Linked DNA regions of Mus musculus: regions 2 and 3 are each linked to region 1. A link is a loop called in an ENCODE intact Hi-C map of the cell type or tissue named here. Cell type or tissue: heart. All regions are shown on one strand.

The links. Hi-C counts contacts between places; a loop is a spot of excess contacts. Peaks named below come from ENCODE experiments on the same cell type or tissue, not always from the same donor. Only the 100,000 strongest peaks of a DNase experiment are listed, where the experiment ranks them.
Region 2: a loop joins it to region 1, with 6 times the contacts of the local background. A loop is called at or near these places in 27 of 42 quality-filtered maps.
Region 3: it touches region 1 in a loop (7-fold over the local background); 15 of 42 quality-filtered maps call a loop at or near these places.

What each region holds. Positions count from the first base shown.
Region 1 is chr4:149,540,342-149,545,341 of GRCm38, forward strand. The region is part of intron 2 of Ctnnbip1 (catenin beta interacting protein 1); the gene reads left to right. Among named protein-coding and RNA genes, the nearest start is that of Mir5616, 5.0 kb to the left of the region's middle. In heart, a CTCF peak has its summit at 3,018 (motif pointing left); a DNase peak (open chromatin) is centred at 3,010; H3K4me3 peaks cover 325 bases; H3K27ac peaks cover 1,528 bases.
Region 2 is chr4:149,142,145-149,147,144 of GRCm38, forward strand. It overlaps the pseudogene Rpsa-ps12. Among named protein-coding and RNA genes, the nearest start is that of Cenps, 7.0 kb to the left of the region's middle. In heart, a CTCF peak has its summit at 2,450 (motif pointing right); a DNase peak (open chromatin) is centred at 2,457; H3K4me3 peaks cover 209 bases; H3K27ac peaks cover 530 bases.
Region 3 is chr4:149,483,205-149,488,204 of GRCm38, forward strand. It overlaps Nmnat1 (nicotinamide nucleotide adenylyltransferase 1), which reads right to left and starts at 2,006. Exons shown (of 5, transcript NM_133435.2): 1 at 1,905-2,006. Tmem274 (transmembrame protein 274) reads left to right here. Exons shown (of 6, transcript NM_001366402.1): 6 at 59-135. The coding sequence ends at 135. Lzic (leucine zipper and CTNNBIP1 domain containing) reads left to right here and starts at 2,062. Exons shown (of 7, transcript NM_026963.6): 1 at 2,062-2,795; 2 at 3,548-3,656; 3 at 4,852-4,987. The coding sequence starts at 3,556. In heart, CTCF peaks have their summits at 2,035 and 2,876; a DNase peak (open chromatin) is centred at 2,017; H3K4me3 peaks cover 2,410 bases; H3K27ac peaks cover 1,550 bases.

The DNA.
Region 1 (5,000 bases):
TTATTTATGCAAGCTAGGCAAGTGCCTTACTTATCCCTGAGCCACATGCCCAGCTCTCATGCCCTTGTGGGGTGTGTGTGTGTGTGTCTGTCTGTGTCTGCCTGTCTGTGTATCTGCCTTTATGGGGATGTGTTTGTGTGTATGTCTTGTCTGAGTGTGTCTGTGGGGGGGTGTCTTTGTATGTGTGTATGTGTATATCTGTATGTCTATGTGTCTGTGTGTCTGTGTAGGATGTGTCTGTGTGTCTGTATGGGATGTATCTGTGTGTATGTTGCCTTTTTGTGTTTTGGAAATAGGGTCTGCTGTAGCCCAGGCTGGCCTCAAACTCATTATGTAGTTGAGGATGGCCTCAGAAGTCCTGCTCCCTCAGCATCCGAGTGGTGGGATTGCAGCTGTGAGCCACTCTGCCTAGGATTGCAGCTGTGAGCCACTCTGCCTAGGCTTGCAGCTGTGAGCCACTCTGTCTAGCTCCTTCACTCTGCCTAGCTTGTTTTTTAAAAAAATTGTCAAATGCTTTAAAAATTACTTTTGAGAGCCGGGCATGGTGGCGCAAACCTTTAATCCCAGCACTTGGGAGGCAGAGGCAGGTGAATTTCTGAGTTCGAGGCCAGCCTGGTCTACAGAGTAAGTTCCAGGACAGCCAGGGCTGCACAGAGAAACCCTGTCTTGAAAAAAACAAAAAAAAAAAAAAAAAAAAATTACTTTTGAACCAGACATGGTGGCACAGGCCTTTAGCCCCAGCTCTTGGGAGGCAGAGGCAGGTGGATTTCTGTGAGTTTGAGGACAGCCTGGTCTACATAGTGAGTCCCAGGACAGCCAAGGCTATGTACAAAGACCTGGTCTCCAAAAAGAAAAAATTAAAAAAAAATATTTGTGACACAGGTTCTTATTTTATAGTCTTGGTTGACTCAAAACTCACTACATAGCTCAGGGTAGTCCCAAGTTAGAGGGAAGCCTCCATGCCTGGCCCTCATGGTGAGTGTTTTGTTTAGGTTTTTGGCAGAGTATGTTACTGTCTTTCTGTGGTTGGCTGGGGACTCAGTGTGTGGATCAGGCTGGTTCAAGCATGTGGCATCCTCCTGTTACTTCCCAAGTGCTGGGATTGCAGGTGAGAGCCATCACACCCAGCTTCCTAGTGTGGTTTACTGTGAAAGGCAATTGGTGCACCCCAGAGGACCGCCACCCTTGTGCCCCGAAGGGTCCAGCCTGTGCTTAAGGCTTCTTTCTGTTTTATATTTTTCTAAGCAGATGCAAGACCCCCATTGTTATAAACTAATGTTTGTTTTTTAAATAAATGTGAGTGTGCAAACAGCATTAGCTTCAGGTTTATAAATAATAGGGAGCACAAGTGGCTCGGTGTCCAGGGTCACTCAAGCAGGTCAAAGGGGGGCCAGCCTGTCGGCTCCTTATCAGCTGATAGAGACCTACATGGCAGCTCCCGCTCCCCGTGCACTGCCTCCTAACTCTTCCAGAGTGCCACCGCCTGGTCCATGTTGGTCCGTGTAGCTGGGTGGGAATACAACGCCTGTGTCCTGATGTCTCCCACACTCCAGTGCCCGTGTCAGCCAGTGACCTCACAGTTCTTTTCCCTGTGTAGATCCTGCACAGCGATTGGGAGCCTCTTTTCCTTGACCAACCTTGCTTCCTGCAGCAGAGGGGCAGCCTCAGAACTACCAGCTGCGTGTGCATGCAGTGCCTGTCTGTGTGTCTTAATCTCTAGTATTTGTATGTTCTCTGTCAGATGGAATTTTCTGGCGTGGCACAACTTTATACATAACATGTGGTTTACCACCACATAATAGGAAACCGCAGACCTCACCCCTCCCCTTCATTAGCATAATTGACAACTGCCTGTTGTTTCTTTCCACTTTCCCTGTCTGTTTCTCTTCTGACTCCTGAGAAATTTTCTTAGTGGAAAGGAAGCGCTGGCCTGTTTTTAGGGGTGGAGTGTGTAGGGATAGCTGAAGCCATTACCAAGATGCATCATTTCTTTTGATTCTGAGCTTGGATGAATAATTAGTATCTAAATTAATTGCAGTGTGAGCTTATGTAATTTAGGCACATTTTAATGGAGACCAGTTCTTAATCCCTACAGGGGAAACTAGGAATCCTCCAGTGACATTAATGTACTTCCTGACAGAACCAGGATCAAAATTTAATAACATATTCGCTTCAGTAGGCAACAAACCCAAGCGTGCTATGATGTGCTTGTGGCACGTCTGTCTGGGGCGATTGTGATTCATTCTCTTCAATGATTCATTTTTGCACATTGACACCTTTACTGTGAATTAGGACAGACTCGCATCCTAGAGCGTTTGGCCTGGAATGTGAAGGGCAGGGACCTGTGCTCCACTTTCCATCCCAGAGCCAGCCCTGGGCGTTCCTTCCCATCGTGCAGCAAGGCAGGGGCAGCAAAGCAGGGCGGGAACACCACCAGCGGACACTCGCTACCACGTCCTTTGAGAGTTCAATCCCTGGGAGAAAACTGACCCGGAAAGTTGTCTTCTCTGCCTTCACATGTGCACGCACCGTGGTGAGCACACAAACACACAAAGAAAGAAATACATGTAAACAGAATGCAAGATGGCAAGAAGTTTTAGAAACGCTGTCAGGACTCTTCTGACGTTTAGGAGACAGTGTTGTGCCAGGCAAGCACATTGAAGTAAGAAGACCCCATGGAGCCCGGCTGCTATAAGCCCCGAGAGCTCACAGCCCGGGGGGGTGGGGGGGCAGCAGTGAGCGAGCAGGATGGGGTGTGCCATTCTTTGGGATAGAGGGTAAGGCTGTGGTGCCGTGATGTACACCCTGTGTAAAATGACTGCACACTGCTGAACAATGTGTTTCTCCAGCTAGCAATGACATGACAGCCCCTGAGTGAGCAGATATGAGTTCCCTGGGACCCACTTGTGATTGGAGTGTGCTTTGTGAGAACTTCCCTTGGGGGTGGACAGCAGGATTCTTCTTGGGTTACCAAGATAACCTGAAAGCTCCAATGCTCTGGTGTATGGCGTCCTCTAGTGGCTGTTCTTGGTATGTCACTGCTTCTTAGGGGCAGACCAGCCTTTGAGCACAGGACAGGGTTGGAAGATCTTGCTCCTAAGAGCTCTGATTCCCAGTTTGAAGGCTTTTTGTTTCGGTTTATTTGTTTTTGTTTTTTTGTTTTTCGAGACAGGGTTTCTCTGTATAGCCCTGGCTGTCCTGGAACTCACTCTGTAGACCAGGCTGGCCTCAAACTCAGAAATTCGCCTGCCTCTGCCTCCCAAGTGCTGGGATTCAAGGCAAGCACCACCATGCCGGTCTTGCTTCAATCTCTTAATATAATAACACTGGTTCCAAATTGGTGTGAATACAGTAGAGAGAGGGTATCTGAGACACTGAAGACCGCTTCCCTGCCCCATTTGGCCAGGCGGGCACTACTTACCAAGTGCCCGCTGGGTGCCAGGCCCTAGGAGAACAGGGGCAAGTAGAGCAGACGCAGCCTGGCTTTCCAGCAGAAAGGGAAGAGACAATAAGCAGACGTCCCAACAAGACACTCAGAGAGCTAGGAGAGTGTGACAGGGCTGTGTGACAAGAGGTGAGGGCACACAACTGGCTCCCCTGGAAAGGTACCTTGAGGCTTGGATGAAGCCAGTTCTGGGCTCAGGGAGTGGATACCCGATGCAGAGGCTGACCACACTGGGCAACTGCCAGGACTGGGAAATGTATTTCCAGGTAGGACTAGGCTGGGGGTAGTGTTGTCTCTCCTGATCTGTGGAGGATGTGAGTGGGCTGTGAGGCCAAGGCCAAACAGTAGTCCAGATGGAGGCATCAGGGAGGAGACGTGGGCCACAGCATCCATACTCAAGGTCCAGGTAGGAGCCACCAGGAAGCCAAGTGTGGTCCATCCCCAGAGCAGCAATACTGGTGCCTGAACTAGAGTGAGAACAGGTGAAGTGAGGGAGAGATACCCCAGAACTTTATTTTTTTTTTAAAGATTTATTTATTGCTTATATGTAAGTACACTGTAGCTGTCTTCAGACACTCCAGAAGAGGGAGTCAGATCTCGTTACTCTTGTTACGGATGGTTGTGAGCCACCATGTGGTTGCTGGGATTTGAACTCAGGACCTTCAGAAGAGCAGTCGGGTGCTCTTACCCACTGAGCCATCTCACCAGCCCACCCCAGAACTTTCTGCTGAGTTCTGTAGCAGGTGAGGCTACCCACAGGCTGGGGTGTGTCCTGGAGACGAGGCCTGAGGCCGCTGTGCCTTTTCCCAGGCCCTGGTAGTTACCTTGGCCCTTTTCTGAGCCCAGGCTGAGTTTGAAGGGAGTGGAGCACAGAGGAGAGGAGTGTGGGTCCTAGGGCTCCAAGGGTGGATACAAAGACTATGGAAGGAATCCTGTGCTGTGCCGAGTATTCAGGCATGATGTCAGCCCCATCTGGACAGGTTTTCAACCTGTTATGTGGGCTTTCAGGGCGAGGGCCCCATTAGGCTTTTGAGCGGCTGACGCGTAGATACTTGGGAGCTGCTGCCGAGGCTTTGGCACATTCCTGGGTACGCCCTTGGCATAGAGGATTGCCTTGTCCAGCATGTTCCTGTCTAGGACTCACGGGGCACCGAGAGGAGATGGTGTGAGGACTGTCCTTAGCCTGTCAGTCCTGCGCTCGCTCCCTCATTCCCCGAGTGCAGCTCCTTGGTAGCAGGGCTGCGGAGGCTCCACCCCACCAGCTGCTGCGTTATTTCTGACTTGTCCAAGAGTTCAAGTGTGTAACCCAAGCCCCTAGATCCTGCCTCCTCTCCCCACAGCTCCTTCTGGAGGAGGAGGCAGCTCTGGGCTGCTCTCTCTGGGGCTGGCTGTAGACACCTGGACACAGCTGCTGGCCTTCACGGCTATCTTCAGGAGCTCTCTGACAGGTGGGGTGGGTGTGTGAGGGTGCCCTGGGCAGACACCCCATGGAGGGACTCCTTGGTGCCTTGCCCGGGAGCTGGCCGCTTGAGCTCAGTAGGGGCTTTGCACAGGG
Region 2 (5,000 bases), 400 kb before region 1:
AAAATCAAGCTTCCACTTAGAACCTCTTCTTCCTTCCTTTCTTCCTTCCTTCCTTCCTCCCTCCCTCCCTTCTTTCTGTGCGTTTTTTTTTAAAGATTTATTTCATTTATATGACTACACTGTAGCTGTTTTCAGACACACCAGAAGAGGGCATCGAATCCCATTACAAACGGTTGTAAGCTACCACGTAGTTGCTGGGAATTGAACTCAGGACCTCTTAGAAATGTAGTCACTGCTCTTAACCATTGAGCCATCTCTCCAGCCCTATAATAACTTTTTTTTTCTTTCAGCTTTTAGCAACTTTATTTTCCTTCCATCTTTTTTCCCTTTGCTCAGGCACCTGCACAGCCGCTCAGGACCACTCAGTGGTGGCTCCAACCCACTCAGTGGCCTGCGCTGTGGGAGCTGCTGACCAATCCTCAGTGGCTGGCTGTGCACTCCAGTCTTCCGTGGGGAACTGTTGGATGGGCACAGAGGGAACCTGCACACCCTCAGACCAGTCGGCCACCTCAGGCTGAGCAGCAGTGAACTCAGGAGCTAGTGCTGTCCACTCACCCTGGAATTCCTCCTTGGTCACAGCCTTCTCAGCAGCAGCCTGCTCCTCCTTCTCAATCTCCTCTGGGTCTCTGTGGAAGTAAAGATCAGGCATGATCTCCCAGGGGTGCTCACGGGAGATAGTACCTCGCATGCGGAGTACTTCCCTGGCCAGCATCCACCACATCAGAACCACTGAGTGAGCTCCCTTGTTGTTGCATGGAATGGCAATGTCCACGTAGTGCAGGGGAGAATCTGTGTTACACAGAGCAATGGTGGGCAGGTTGACATAAGAGGCCTCTGTGAGTGGCTGGTGGTCAGCCCTGGGATCGGTCACCACTAAAAGCCGTGGCTCCCTGAAGGCTGCTTGGATCTGGTTAGTGAAGGTCCCAGGTGTGAATCGGCCAGCAATCGGAGTGGCTCCTGTGGCAGCAGCAAACTTCAGCACAGCTCGCTGGCCTGTGTTCCTGGAGGAGATGACGCTGACGTCAGCAGGGTTCTTGATGGCAACAATAGCTAGCTCGAGCTGCGAGCAACAGCTTCTCCCAGGTCCTCTTCAGGTTTATGATGTAGATATTGTCACTTTTCCTTTGGTAGATGTACTGCTCCATCTGAAAGTCAAGGTTGGTGCCACCTAAGTGGGTTCCCGCAGCAAGGAATTTGAGGACATCCTCCTCCTTCATCTGCAGGACGTCAAGGGCTCCGGACATTGTGTAAGTTTCCCTTTAAGTTACGATGGGAATCAAGAACAACGCCGTATAGACCCGTCCCCGGGTAGCGCAGAAAGCCTATAATAACTTTTAAAAGCAAAGCTATGGTTGCCATTTCTTGGTACAGGCAGTACAGTACAGTAACCATTTGTAGTTAAGGTTTCAGGTGGGGCATAGAGCACTCCTTGAGAAACAGATTAAATGGTAAACAGGAATGAACCTCAGTTGCCTTTACTATAAAATGTCTTTTAAGCCCAAGATGGAGGCAGGCTGGTTTATCATCTACAAAGACAGAGCTTTTCTAAAAGAACAGGGAAGCCTGAAACACCCGAGTTAGGCTCTGCCAGCGCCAGAAAGAGGAAGACAGAAGAGAAGAGAACAATTCTGAGGGAGGAGTCAAGAAGGGGACAGAGGGCAGGACACCCTGGCAGCAGTAAGAGTGGCGCTAGGGAGCAGGAATCCCGGCCAGGAAAAGCCTTAAGGTGAACTTGCCTCCATAGGAGTGTCCCCTGGCAGGTCCCTGAGCTGTCCCACTGTGTCAGCCCTAAGAGAGGAGACAAGGGTCTGTCTCCACCTAGAGCTAGACTCCATTCTCCACAGCAGCAGGACCCCAGATCATTAAGTTTGATCATCCATGTTTTAAGCCTCTGGAGGTCTTCTCTTTTTTTGTTTTTTTGTTTTGTTTTGTTTTGTTTTGTTTTGTTTTTTCGAGACAGGGTTTCTCTGTATAGCTCTGGCTGTCCTGGAACTCACTCTGTAGACCAGGCTGGCCTCGAACTCAGAAATTCGCCTGCCTCTGCCTCCCGAGTGCTGGGATTAAAGGCGTGCACCACCACCACCCGGCACCTCCGGAGGGCTTAATCACTCCAGTCTCCCCATTACCTCAGCAGCGTCTCCCTATGAAAATCATCTACATTGCCAGGATGGTGGTGAACACCTTAGGCTGAGGCAGGGAGATAGTGAGCTCAAAGCCAGCTCTGGCTACCTGAGCAAAATGGTCTCAGAAAGACAAAATCAGTGACTATCACCTCTCAGCCAGTCCCACTCTGTGTCCCCTACATGCTATCTCGTGTTGAAGCGGTCAATTCCCAGGGCTAGTGAACATTACTGTGATGACCTGTGGAAATTGAGAGTATAAAACTCTGAAGCAGCTTATTGCAGGATGCTGGCCCACTTTCCAACTGATGGCCCAGGATCCCAGAATGGCCACTAGGTGTCACCATTGTTCCACTGTGATCAAAGTTGGGGCTGCCCGGTATTTGTAGTTAGCAGAGAGTGCTGGCTTTGTTCCCTCATGATCCTAGGCGCTGGCTTTCTGTCTCATCTGCCTATGTGAGGCCCACTTCACAAGGAGAAATAGCTACAGGGACAAAAGAGTTCTTCACAGGATTAAACTGCTTGCAAGTGGGTAGAGGCCAGATTTGCTCCTGAAGAGCCAAGCTCTTATGTCCACCTTCATAACCTCTGCTCACTTCCCAGCATCCTTAGCACACGTAAGACACTAAAGACTTCCTGAGCCCCTTTTAGCTGCATTAACAGGAAACCGCAAATATCAGCTCAATTAAACCTCTTTTTTTTTTTTTAATTGGTTTTCCCGTACACTGAACTGGAAAGTACGGATTTGAAAAGCAGTCTCCATTAACAAATAGCAAGTCAGGATTTCCTGCTTGTCTCTCTCACCACTGGGGAAATGGCACCTAGCACATAGTAGGTGTACACTTCTTGTGACAAACGACTGAGAGGCATTTATGTACAAATATCTGGTTTGTACATAAGGAGAGGGCCGTCTCATTGTCCGGCCCCTGGCATCAGATTGCCGGGATTCAGGCTCCTGCTATGTTGGTTGGACAGCTTAACCTCTTCTGACCCATCTGACAGTCTGAGATGATGAGACCGCTGAGTTCAGAGAGAGCAAGAGGACTAACCAGTCACTCAACATGTGGAGCACTTAGGCCTGACACACACTGTCTTACATATGTGACCTCAGGAAATCCCAGATGAGGCACACATTCCCCATCTCAGCCACATATCCAAGTTTCCTCTCTGGGAGAGGTGTGTTTGGCAAGTGGTATTTTCTTTCTCTTTCCTTTCTTCCCTTCTTTTTCTGAAACAGGGTTACTCTGTGGTCCAGGATAGACCCAAACTGGGGGATCCACCTGCCTCTGCTTCCCCAGGGCTGGGATTAAAGGGTTTACCACTGCTACCTTGCTGGCCGGTGGGATTTTCTGAAGATTGCAGAATGTGTGCTATTGACAGGCACTTCTGGTCTGAGATTGTCCAGTTATCACCTCTCTCTCTCTCTCTCTCTCTCTCTCTCTCTCTCTCTCTCTCTCTCTCCCTCTCCTCCCTCTCCTCCCCCCTCTCTGTTTTTGTTTTTGTTTTTATTTGGCTTGGTTGGTTTTTTGAGACAATGTTGTCTCCTGCACCTCAAACTGGCTATATAGCTCAGGGTGATCTTAAACTTTGGGTTTTTTTTTTTTTTTTTTTTTTTGGGTGTTTTTGAGACAGGGTTTCTCTGTGTAGCCCTGGCTGTCCTGGAACTCACTCTGTAGACCAGGCTGGCCTCGAACTCAGAAATCCTCCTGCCTCTGCCTCCCGGGTGCTGGGATTAAAGGCGTGCGCCACCACGCCCGGCAAACTTTGCTTGTTAAAGATTTTCTTTTATATATATGGGGGTTTTGCCTGCATATATGTGTGCCTTGTCTGTTTGCCTCTGACTCTGTGCCATGGAGGTCAGAACAGGGCACTGGATTCCCCAGGCTCACACATACCTTTTCATACCAGCACTTGGGAGGCAGAAGCTGCCAGAACTCTGTAAGTTCAAGGTCAACCTGGTCTACTGTGTTCCAGACAACCCAGGAGTTACACAGTGAAACCTTGTCATTTAAATAAATAAATAAATAAATAAGCAAGCAAGCAAGCCTAGGCTAGGAGGCCACAGGCTCTGGGGAAAACCCACCTCTGTTGTTTTACTAAGTAAACATGTGGAAAACCTAAGTATTTATGTGTATTCCCATAGGCTGCGATGCTCTCGGCCTTGGCCGAACAGGCTTCTTCGGCAGTGCGCAATTGTGGGATTGCGAAAGGCGGCCTGTTTTCTGGTTCTGTTTTCTGGAGCTAGGTTCAAACTCCAGAGACCCCGCAGATTAATCTGCAAGGGACAGAAGGCCCGTTTGCCATGTTCCCAGACATGGGCTCCTGGCAGGAGAACCCAGCTCCGTAATTCTGTGGCCATCAGTCATGTAGGCTGCCTTGACTCCACCCTCACAGTTACCTGGCAACAGCAAGGTAGCCAAGTCCACTATAAAAGGAGCCTCTTGGCCCCTCCTCTCTCTTGCCTTTCTTGCTTCTCTTACTTTCTCCTTAGCCCTCTTGCTCTCTCTTCCCCCTCTCTCCGTGGCCATGGCCGGCCTCTACTTGTCTACTCTTCTCTCTCTCTCTGCCTTTCTACAATGAACACCTTGAAACCATGGACTGCCTCTTCTCATCAGGATCCACTGGGCTAAAGCAATGGAGCAGTTTCACTCTAAAGGCCTCTAACCTCCCTCCAGGAGGCCTCCCTGGGCTCTAGCCACAGCCGCCAGCCAACCCAAGCCGCCCGAGCTAGAGCGAGCCAGATTCTCGCCTGCCCAGAAACCACCCAGAGCCTCCCCCCACCCCCGCCCCTTCTCCCTTCGGTCCTGGGGCTGACAGAGCTGCCCCCCCAGGACCCTCACTTTGTTCTCAGCTCTTCCGCGACATCCAGCGGTGTCTGGG
Region 3 (5,000 bases), 57 kb before region 1:
GCATCCTTCTCACCTGAGTCCTGCTCCACCTTATTAGACACTGTGCTCTGTCCTGCAGTGCTTTTTTCTGGCATGGGGCTCATCTGGCTGTCCAAAGTGACCTGCCCAAGACCAGATGCTAAGCCAACAGTCTGAAGCTAGCCCATAGGTCCTGCTGGTTTCCTGCCTCATTTACACACCTGGGCTGACTGAGTCCGCCCCAGCATTACCACTGTGTACCGTCAAGCATCTCACAAGATGACCTAGCTGCCATTTCTACATAAAATGTCTGCTGCACATCATAACCACGCAAAAAGCATGCCAAGACTAGCCATCATAGAAGTTGCTTAATGAGTGCTGAAGAAGCGGGAAACGATTGGTCAACTGATACCACAGGATCGCCATTAAAAACACCTTCATACGAAGGAGGAGTGAGTGTCTACACAATACTCTCAAGATTGCTACAATGACTTCCTATAAACCTCGGATCTTATAAAATAGGGACATTAGAATCTGAGCCGATGACACCGGCAGAAGTGGACATTGTCAAAAGAAATCGCTCATCTCAGCAAAGTGAAGCTTCACAGGAAAACAGTCGTGCAGACCTAAGATCTCACCAAGATCAATCTATACATTCTTTACGTTGTGGGAACTTTTGGATAAAGAGAATCTCTTTATGGGTTACAACAATCTTTCATATTACTACAGCCAATTATTTTGTAGAACATATAGCCAGTGTCTGAGCCTCACTCTGCTGCTGTGACAAAACACTCTGACCAAAAGCAACTTGGGGAGGAAGGGTTCTTTTGCCTTATACTTCCAGGTCAGTCCATCACTGAAAGAATTGGGGCACGGGCTCTAGGAGGAACCTGAAGCAGACACTACTGAGGAATGAATGCTGCTGCCTCCTGGCTTAAACTCAGTCTGTAGACCAGACTGGCCCTGAACTCAGAGATATCATTCCATCTCTGCCTCTTTAGTGCCAATGCCCAGCACCTAGGAAGCTGGCTTTCTTATACAGCCCAGTACATCAGGGTGGCCTCGAACTCAGAAATCCACCTGCCTCTGCCTCCCGAGTGCTGGGATCAAAGGCCTGCGCCACCACGCCCGGCTTAACTATGAACTTCTAACACCCCCCCCCCTTCAACTTCACAAAGGCATCACTGTAAGCTATAACCTTTCGATTTCTTGTCTCCAAAGTCCCTGTTAACATTATAAAACAAAAGCATAGACCAACTTTCAAAATTCTCAGTCTTTCAAAATTTCAAAACTTTTAAAGTTCCGAGTCTCTTTAAAAGTCCAAGTCTTTTAATCATGAGCTCCTGTAAAATCAAAATAAGTTTCATACTTTCTAATCCCAAAAGGGCAGAACCAGAGAATAGGAATAATCACAATTAAGCAAACCCAGAATCCAACAGTGTAGCTCAATATCCGACATTTGGGACTCAGGATCTGGGTCCCAAAGGGCTGGCATAGCCCTTTCTCCACTCAGCTCCCTGGTAACAGTTTACAGTCCACTCAGCAGCAATTTAACTGGTTCTCAAAGGCTGTGTGGGCTTGCTCTTTCCCAGATTTGGAAACGACTAAAAGGGAATGTCCTTCTCAGCACTGGCTTTCCCCCATTGCCTCTCACCCACATCCCTCTAAGTTCATGGGCGTCTGCTCTCAAGAAATCTCTAGAGAGGAAGAATCCAGGCCACCCCAAGTGGGGGAACTGACCTGCACCAAGGTCACAGGAAAGTTACCAACTTTTTGGTTCCAAGAACTAAAGGGCAAGAGTTGACTATGAAGAGCTGGCCCCAGGGACCGTTACAAAAGTCTCTAAAGGCCCAGCCATTGTGCATTGTCCCTTGCTTGGCAAAGTACGGGTCACCGGGCTAACGCTCGCACAGGCTCGTCTCCTAGGACCTCGGTGGGTTGCTTACCAGGCCTTGAAGGCCAAACGGCCCTAGTCCTCCAGGAGACAACCTCGGCCCGGACGCCAGCGCAGGGAACACCGCCGCCTTGCTCTCATTGGCCCCACACAGCCGGAAGTGCGCGAATCCAGCGGAAGTGCTCGCTCCATGCGGTCCGCCAGGCCGGGGAGTCAGGTAGGCGGGGCCCCTGGTTCCAAACCCTGGGATCCGCTAGCGGGCGGCAGGCGGGGATCGGGAGGGCGAAGGAGGTTGTCCTGTTTTCCGATCAGGGAGGACGGAGAAGCGTTTCGCAGGCGTAGGACTCCCCGCCTCCTCAGGTGACCACCGGGCCTGCTGGAGCCCGGCCTTGGCGGGACCTGCACACCTCGGCGGGAGCTTGGAGTTCGTCTGTCCGCGGGGAGGAGGCCGGCATCCGAGCGTGCGGTCCGGCTCTGCCTTATTTTTGCTCCGGTGGTCCCGGGCCCGGGCTTTGCTCACCTCCGTCCCTGAGAAGGTGTGCTTTCTGCCCTTGCCTTCTCGTGCGTCTGAGTTGGACAGTTTTCCTCAAGCCGAGTCCCGAGTGCTGTGGCCTCACCCAGAGGAGACTCGGCAAAAGCTACGGGAGGCACAGCCCAGGGATTCAGTGGCCTCTCCCGCGTCTTCCTAGGAATGGAGAACGTATTTCAGTTACAGTCTGCTTAGCGGGAAGTGATCTGGACAGCTGTAGGCCAAGTTCAGACACAGCAAATAAAACTCTTAACAGTTTTACCTTGTTCTAGCCAGCTCCACCCCAGGAGGTTTGAAGTTTGAGCCTCCGGTAAACTTTATGACAACTTCGCTTTCCTCAAATTGATGACACTCAGAGCTCCGACAGTTGGCGAGTTTTGAGCACCGTGCACGGGACAGGATACTGGAACCCCGGTGAGCGTGAATGAATATATTCCACTCCAGATGACAGTGTTGGCCATTTCGGCAGTCTCAAAGGAAACGCATCACTTTTATTCAATACTAGGTGGTGCCAGTGAGTCAAATCTTTCTGGTCTAAATCTGTAGTGTGGTTAAAGTTTTTTTGTTGTTGCTTTGTTTTTTTTTTTTTGTTTTTGTTTTTTTTTTTTTTGTTTGTTTGTTGTACAAGCCTTTATTTTTCCTTAAATTTATTCAGAATAACTTTGCCTTTTGAGACTGTATTGCAGCTTGGGAGTGCAGTCTGGCGTAGCGTATATGTAGCATTCTGGTTCCTCCATTTCCCCCAAGAAGAGATAAATTTTTGTGTTAAACAGTAATAACTTACTGTGCAGGGGATTTATCTTAATGGTAGAGTCCTTGCTTAGCAGGAATGAGCGCCTGGATTCAATCCCCTGTTCTGGGGGAAGAAAAACAAGTCTGGGCATGTTAGCACATACCTGTAATCTTAGAAAAAATATGTTCTTTTCATTTTACATTTTCATAATTTACTTTTTTCTTTTTCTTTTTTTGGGGGGCGTGGTTCTAGACAGGGTTTCTCTGCGTAGTTCTGGCTGTCCTGGAACTCACTCTGTAGACCAGGCTGGCCTCGAACTCAGAAATCTGCCACCCAGCATTTTAGATTTTCTTAATTTTGAATTGCACCAATATGTTGAATCTTCCCAAGTAACCAAATACAGTGTACTCATGTGGGCTTATTGTTCTTACAGTGATTAAAATGGCTTCCAGAGGAAAGACAGAGACAAGCAAACTAAAGCAGAATTTAGAAGAGCAGTTGGATAGACTGATGCAGCAGTTACAAGACCTGGAGGAATGCAGGTAAGTTATAACTATATGTTCTCACTCCGTAAACACTTGTTTGTACGAAGAGAGGTCAGGCTCCGTGGATGCAAGCCTGAAGCCCGCGTGTGACTTTGGTCTCTTCTGTAGTATTTTACAGCACTTGGTTTGTAGAAGCAAACTTGTCAAGCTCTGTAGTCATAAAGCCTCAGCTATGGAAGACTTAAAATACTTAAGCTCCTGGAAATAATGTTTCCTTTGTCTTTAGTATTTTAAACAGCTTTGCCTAGTATGAACTAATTGCTAAAAATACTATGATTAGGCTGGGGACGGGGGTAAGGCTCTGTGGATGAGTGGGTGCCTAACAGCTAGAGGCTCTGAGCCCAATGCCCAGCATCGAAGAAGAAGAAGAAGAAGAAGAGGGACGGGAAGGGAGGTGCTGCTCTCCTGTAATCCCAGCAGTGAGGCAGATGCATGCGGGTAGGAGCGCGTGCTTCACTTCGTGGAGAGCTCCAGGCCAGCCTGCTACATGAGTCACTGTTTCAATAAAGCAGAAGAAAACAAGCATACTAATAATCGTAGCTGTTAATAGCCTTGTAAGGATGTTACAAATGTTAAAACGAAGGAGGCAAAACAGTGCTTGGCCCAATTGAGCACTCCATAAATGGTAGTTCTCTGAGCGGAGCTGCTGTTACTTGTAGTAAATATTTAATAAGCGGCTTGCCTGGAGAATAAAAATAACCTTTTACTCAGATGACAGATGTGTTGTTGTTGTTTGCAGGGTACACAAGGTGCTTCCTACCACTGAAGAGTCTGATGCTAATAGAAACTGTTTAGCTATAACTAGATGCCAGGCACTTTATTTTGTTTAGTCTCCATAAGAATCGTAGTAGCACTGTACTATCATTCTCTGGAGTTGAATAGGTAAGCTGAGGTTTGGCTTTCTGTACTTGGTCGCCCTAGGCTGTGCCGTTGATGCATAAGAGAAGTCACCATGTGCTTGAAGTGTGACTCAAATCAGTAAAAGTTGACCGGGGCGAGGGGAGATGGCACTCTCATCCTGAGTTTAACCTCACTGAAAGGCAGCGGAAATGCCAGAAGTGTAACTCGGGGGACATGTGCACCGCAAGCGATTGGTGTTTCCCTCCAGCTTGCTCTAGAACAGCTGCTAAGATTGTCATGCTTTGAAACTTGTGGTGTACATTTCTGCATTCTGACGTGAGCTGTGACTTAGGGAGGAGCTCGATGCGGATGAATATGAAGAAACTAAAAAGGAAACTTTGGAGCAGCTGAGTGAGTTCAACGATTCGCTGAAGAAGATTATGTCAGGAAATATGACTTTGGTAGATGAACTCAGTGGGATGCAACTGGTAAGAGGAATTC